Regions from separate parts of the Homo sapiens genome. Here region 2 is linked to region 1. The links are chromatin contacts, found by Hi-C in ENCODE. All regions are on one chromosome and are shown on one strand. Each heading gives the region's core, a stretch centred on a gene start or an enhancer-like site at or near the end of the contact. The rest is flanking DNA. Distances are from core to core; before and after follow the strand shown. Region 1 overlaps DDHD1 (DDHD domain containing 1). Region 2 overlaps LOC105370504 (a long non-coding RNA gene).

The links. Hi-C counts contacts between places; a loop is a spot of excess contacts on that map. Pooled maps may share reads with other maps.
Region 2: a pooled map shows a loop between it and region 1 (2.8-fold over the local background). The contact joins two enhancer-like sites. A Hi-C loop is called at or near these places in 2 of 37 single-sample maps with no recorded cell type and 5 of 50 pooled maps.

Annotation. Positions count from the first base shown.
Region 1 is chr14:53,107,689-53,110,610 of GRCh38, reverse strand. The region is part of intron 1 of DDHD1 (DDHD domain containing 1); the gene reads left to right. Among named protein-coding and RNA genes, the nearest start is that of DDHD1, 44 kb to the left of the region's middle. RefSeq lists an enhancer at 1,296-1,595. Within about 2 kb of position 1,495, at least 8 of the 41 ENCODE cell types and tissues checked have a DNase peak (open chromatin) inside an H3K27ac peak, as active enhancers do.
Region 2 is chr14:53,618,766-53,621,687 of GRCh38, reverse strand. All of the region lies in intron 2 of LOC105370504 (a long non-coding RNA gene), which reads right to left. Among named protein-coding and RNA genes, the nearest start is that of LINC02331, 230 kb to the left of the region's middle. RefSeq lists a silencer at 1-64. Within about 2 kb of position 1,532, at least 2 of the 41 ENCODE cell types and tissues checked have a DNase peak (open chromatin) inside an H3K27ac peak, as active enhancers do.

The DNA of each region.
Region 1 (2,922 bases), core at 246-2,745:
GACTAAATAGAATACAGTTAAGAAAAATACTGACAGACATGTACAGAATTATTTCAGTGAAATCATAGAAGGTGAAGAAAGGCTTTCCTGAAGAAGTAAATGTAAAAGCTAGCTAAATGTAGAAAATAGGCACAAGCATCCCAGACAGAAGGAACAGCATATGCAAGATACAGAAGTAAGAACCAGCACAACACATTCTGGGTTTTAAGGAGGAGAGAGTAAATGAAGGGAATCTGAATGTATGTGCATGTACTTACATATACACTTGCTTGTGAGTAGGCATTGGGTAATGGTGGTGAGAGTGTTGTAGAGTTGAAACTAGGGATACTGAGTTTACGTAGGAGGCTTCTGAAATAAAACAAGAAATGATTAGTGTGAACTCAAATAATGACTGTAGGCCTGATAAACAAGGGATGAATTTGAGAGTGATTTAGGAGATGGAATAAACAGCATTTAGTGTCCAGTTGTAAGAAGTACTTGAGGAGGCAGCATCTTGGATGACTCCCAGGTTTCTGCCTTGGGTAGCCACCTAAATACTGTCAGCTTTCCATTCACTGTGATAGGGAATGCAGGTGGAAAAATGGGTGTGTGTTTTGTTTTGTTCAATTTTTTTCCAGGAAGCTAAGGGTTTCATGACTATTTGTGGTTGAACACCAGTAAAGAACCTCTACTGCTTGGGAGGTGAGAACTAAATGAGAGCTGAAAATGCATTTTGTATTTGAGAGTATAGGTTGTATTATGTAGTAGAAAGAGCTTGAATGAACTTTGAACTCAAACTTTGGTTGGAATCTTGGTTCTCACATTACTAGTAGCTATGTGCCTTTAAGCAAATTATTTAGTTTCACTAAGACTTAGCTTATTCATTTGTAAAGTTGGGAGAATGATAGCCTTTTAAGATTATTGTTAAATGAGATGAGCTTCTGGGTCTGGAAGATAATGGCAACTGTCCAAATCTAAATCTCTCCGCATGTCCTCCCCAAAAGCTGTAAGAACAAAAGGACTCCACACACACATGCACACACACATATATATACACAGAAACCATACATAACTGACACTTTCAGCACTACCGCAAGACAGATGATACCATGAATTTTTAATTACCTTTATACAAGGAAATAGCACATTACAATGGTTCCTGTTGCTGCTACAAACCTGTGAGTGGGAAGAGCTGGGTAAGGAAAGGCTTAAGAGACTGAGAAAATAGGAGAAGGGAACAGAGGTTAAAATAAACCACAGGCAACATCACCCTCAGAAAAAGTCCTCAGCGTTGCCAGGTACAAAGACAGGCCTAGGACTTGGTAATTTATAGAACTAGCTACAGGAAGCTGTATGAAAGTGAGAGGGGCCACAAGCAGCAGCTTCAGAGTAGCATTGCTCCTAGAAGAGACAGAGAAAAGAACGACACCTCTTGGAGGCATGGCAGCAAGAGGAAAGGAAGGAAGTGGGGATAAAATTGAGGCTTCTAGAGAAATGAAAGAGAAACAAGGCACGGCAACCCAACCCCCACCCAACAACTCCACCGTAACACCGTCCATTATAGGCGCTCCTCTTTACTAATCTGCAGAAGTGAATGCTCTTAAACTAAGAACCCAAGAACCCTATGCTCAAGAATAGAAATGAATCAAATGCTACACAAAGCTACTTTAAGAGGAATATAAAAATTTGAAAGAAAGTGTTTCAGTTGATAAAACTTCTCCCCAAAAAAGCAAATGCAAAGGGAAAGGGCATCTCAGTGCTCCAACCAAATAAAATATTCTCAAACAAATCTGTGAACATACTACAAAAACCACAAACTTAGAAGCAGAAATCTAAACTCTGACATGAAAAGAAGTGAAAAAGGAAGAAGTGCAACAAAATTTGATTGAACACAGGAAAGAAATTGAAGAGAAAGGCAAAGCCATCTCGGGAGACTACAGTAATCCAGCTTTATAGCTGTGGTTTCGCTTTCTGCAGTTTCAGTTAGCCACAGTCAACTAGAGTCCAAAAATATTAAATGGAAAATTCCAGAAATAAGCAATTTTAAATTGTTTTTGTTTTTTGGTTTTGGTTTTTTTGAGACAGAGTCTTGCTCTGTCACCCAGGCTGGAGTGCAATGGCACTGTTACCAGGGGTCCTTGCTCCCAGAGCTCCCAAGATGGCAGCGGGCTGCTTCCAAGCTTGTGGCAAGTCTCACGTTCTCTGACCTGGGGTTCTTGGCCTCACGGATTCCAAGGAGTGGAATCTTGGGCCATGCAGTGAGTGTTATAGCTGTATTAGAAGCCGTGGGTCACGGAAGAGAACCTTGGAACCCAGTGACTAGTGTTCAGCTCAATTAGGATGAACCCGGGCACTTAGCTGTGCAGGAACAATGGCAAGCCTTTAGCCCAGTCGGGAAGAGCAGTGGGCGCCTCGCTGGATCAGGAGCACAGCAGACACCCTGCCGGATCCGGAGGGATGGAAGTCAGCGGCAGGTCTGCGATGGTGGCAAACAGCAGTGGTGGATGGGGAATGAAAGCTCAGCTCGAGCCGTAACAAACACGGACCAGAAAAGAGTGCAGTTGCAAGATTTAATAGAGTGAAAACAGAGCTCCCATACAAAGGGAGGGGACCCAAAGAGGGTAGCTGTTGCTGGCTTGAATGCCTGAGTTTATATCCTGATCATTGTCCCTCCCGCTGTGCTCTCAGGCAATAGATGATTGGCTATTTCTTTACCTCCTGTTTTTGCCTAATTAGCTTTTTAGTGAGCTCTCTTTACTACCTGATTGGTCGGGTGTGAGCTAAGTTGCAAGCCCCGTGTTTAAAGGTGGATGCAGTCACCTTCCCAGCTAGGCTCAGGGATTCTTAGTCAGCCTAGAAAATCCAGCTAGTCCTGTCTCTCAGCACGATCTCAGCTCACTGCAACCTCCGCCTCCCGGGTTCAAGTGATTCTCCTGCCTCAGC
Region 2 (2,922 bases), core at 283-2,782, 510 kb before region 1:
AGGAGGAGCTCTGGCCCTTTGACTGACTTAGTGATGGAGAGTCAAAGGCCATCAAAGTGCAGCTGCACAGTCCATTGGCATGGCCATGGTACTGTTGCAGTCCATCCAAGTGGATCCCATGAAGGCTCTCCCTTGATGGATTTCCCCTTAGCGACACTCACTTTTATTCTCTACTTGAGTCAGTTTCTGACACCCGTCACAGAGACTGTGGCAATGTTATTAACATATTTATGCTTGATGGCCTTTTCTTCTAGGAAGTCTTCCTGCTAAGCTGGGGTTACGTACCCTGTTGTCATGCTCTCCTGGCACCTTTCTTCCCATCCCAGCACTGCTTTTACTTCCTGCAATAGCCATACCTATCTGCTTCCCTCTGGGGCCCTAGACTCCATGAGAGCAGAGAATGCACCTACCCACTTCACTTCACTATTTAAAGATCTCAGTAAGTTCTTCTAGATCATCCTAGAAATCACTGGAGACACCTCTGGGAAAAGAAGAGTGGTGTGGGAGAGGCAAACTTTGTGTAGGAGAGGCCCCCCTGATGGGGGATGAAAAGGGAAATGCCCCAGCCTCACAGCCAGCTGGGCACCTCACTCAAGTGAATTTCCCTAGAAACCCCAGTGGGTCCTCATGTGGAAAGTGTGGCTGGTGTGATGATAGAAAATGGCAAATGATCTTTCCCTCAAAAAGGCAAAGGAAAGGGAGGTAGCACGTTAAGCATCAATGCCAAGATGTAACCCACAATAATTACAGTTCAAGAAAACCTGAACTTGGAAAATTTTGATTAAAAAAAACCCTACATGTACAATCTTACTTCATATCTGTTTTTCTTTCTAGTTACGTTGGATTTTCAATTTAAAGTACATTTAAATGGACATTTTAAAAGGCAGAAGGAGCAAATTCACACAACTCCCCCAGCAGCTTGCCCATGGGATTCATCATGGGGAGAAAGCCTGGCTGATCCTGGGCTTTCTGAAGAGGTGGGCTGTCCACTTGTCACCCCATATGAAGATGCTCTGCTTTTATGTGAGTTCAGCTCTATCAAACTATGAGCATATGTTTCAAAAAAAAAAAACTATGTCTTTTAAGGCATAGTAAAGACAGCTGAAACATTCTTTCTCTCCCTCCAGAAACCTAGGAATGAATTCCTCACCACTAAGGCAGAGTCCAGGAGAGAAAAGGCAACCAGCCAGAGAGGAAAAGGGAATCCAGAGAGAGCCGATCAAGTCAGGCCAAGTTAATAACAGACCTGCAAAGACCAGCCTCCAAGACTCTAACCTGCAGCCATGGGGAAATCCCAAAGAACCTGTCTCTTTAATTTTTTTTTCCCTGAAAAATATTATCTGGAGCTCTTCCTCTAAGTCTCTCGGCACCCTGATATTTGGGATAATTGCACCCACTGCTCTTAAGCTTGGGTGCTAAAATCCCCTCCTGGAGTTGAGTTTTTAAAGGGAGCAGATTTAAAGCTGTCAGCAGTAGAGGAGAGAAGGCCAAATTGCTCTCATGCTTGAGCCTGTGGCCCAATTTGTTTGTAATTGGATTGGTATGCAGGGAAGATAGAGCTGTCTGGGGGAAATGCTACATGATTCCCTTTAGTAGAGGATACTACTGATGCTGCTCATAGCCCAGCGCCAGATCCCAACTAATGAGGGAGGGCAGTGAGACCCTAAACGCAGAGGAGAAGGGCCAATTCCATGTATTCACCAGGTAAAAGGACAGCAGGGGATGCCCTTCACCAAATTTAACCCAGAAATCAGAGCATACATTGCAAGGTTTGTGTGCAAAGTTAGGGAATGTGGGCCAAGGAGGAAGCTTGGATGACAGAAGGGAGGAGAAGATGAAGCTGGACAGGATTCCAAGAGTCTAATAGCAGCCCTTTACCAGGAGAACTTTTTTTTTAATAAAATGAAATTGCTGCAACTTCCATTGCCTTCTCAGTTGAGTCTACATGGCCCAATTGTCAGCCAATAATATAAATTCCATCTGCAGGCCATCGCCAGCTGCAGAGCCTGAAAAATGTAGGCTTGGGGAGAAAGAGATTTAGTTCTACTCTCGGTTTTGCTACATACCATTTATGAAACTTTGGCAAGATACTTAACCCAATTGAAGCTCAGTCTTCTGGTCTGTAAAATGAAAATAATAACTCCTATGAGAATGCTGACTTAAAGGGATCTTGAAAGTCTGAAGAGCCATATTGGGTAAAATTCATGGTCAATCAGCATTATCCCCCCCCACCTTTATATATGTTCCCCTTTATCTCAGGCACCAGAAGCCTGGGAACTACATATCCCAGATTTGCTTTCCACCAAGGTTCTGAATTTGACTTACATTTGACAATGAAATTCATTTGTGAGATATCTGTAAGGGGAAAGAGAGCAAGAGATGCCTCTTCCTCTGTCAATGGTGGTGGTGGTGACTTGAGTATGAGCTCCCACAGATGTGACCAACATAGTAGCTGGCTGGTCACCTCTAGGCACCAGCTTCAAGGCTGTGGGCCAGTTATTATTTCCTGACCTCAGGTGGCAACCTGTGTGACATAACCTGAAAGCTAAGAGTAATCCACCTTACTTTCTTGGTTCTAGTCTTTTCCACAGCATAGTACTTTCTTGGTTCTAGTCTTTTCTGCAATGTAGTAAGCACTCATATTTGCTTTCTATTCCTATTTGTTTCAGGCAATGGAAGGCAATGGAAGTTGCAGCAATTTCATTTTACTAAAAAAATTTATATAGCAAATTATCACAAACTTAGCACCTTAAAACAACACTTATCACACACTTCCGTAGAGCAGGTGAGCTCAACTTGGTTCTCTACTCTGGGTTCTCACAGGGCTGAAATCAAGGGGTCAGTCAGATTGAGCTCTTATCTGGAGGCGCTGGAAAGAATCTACATCCAAGTTCATTCATGTGGTTGGAAGAATTTACTTCC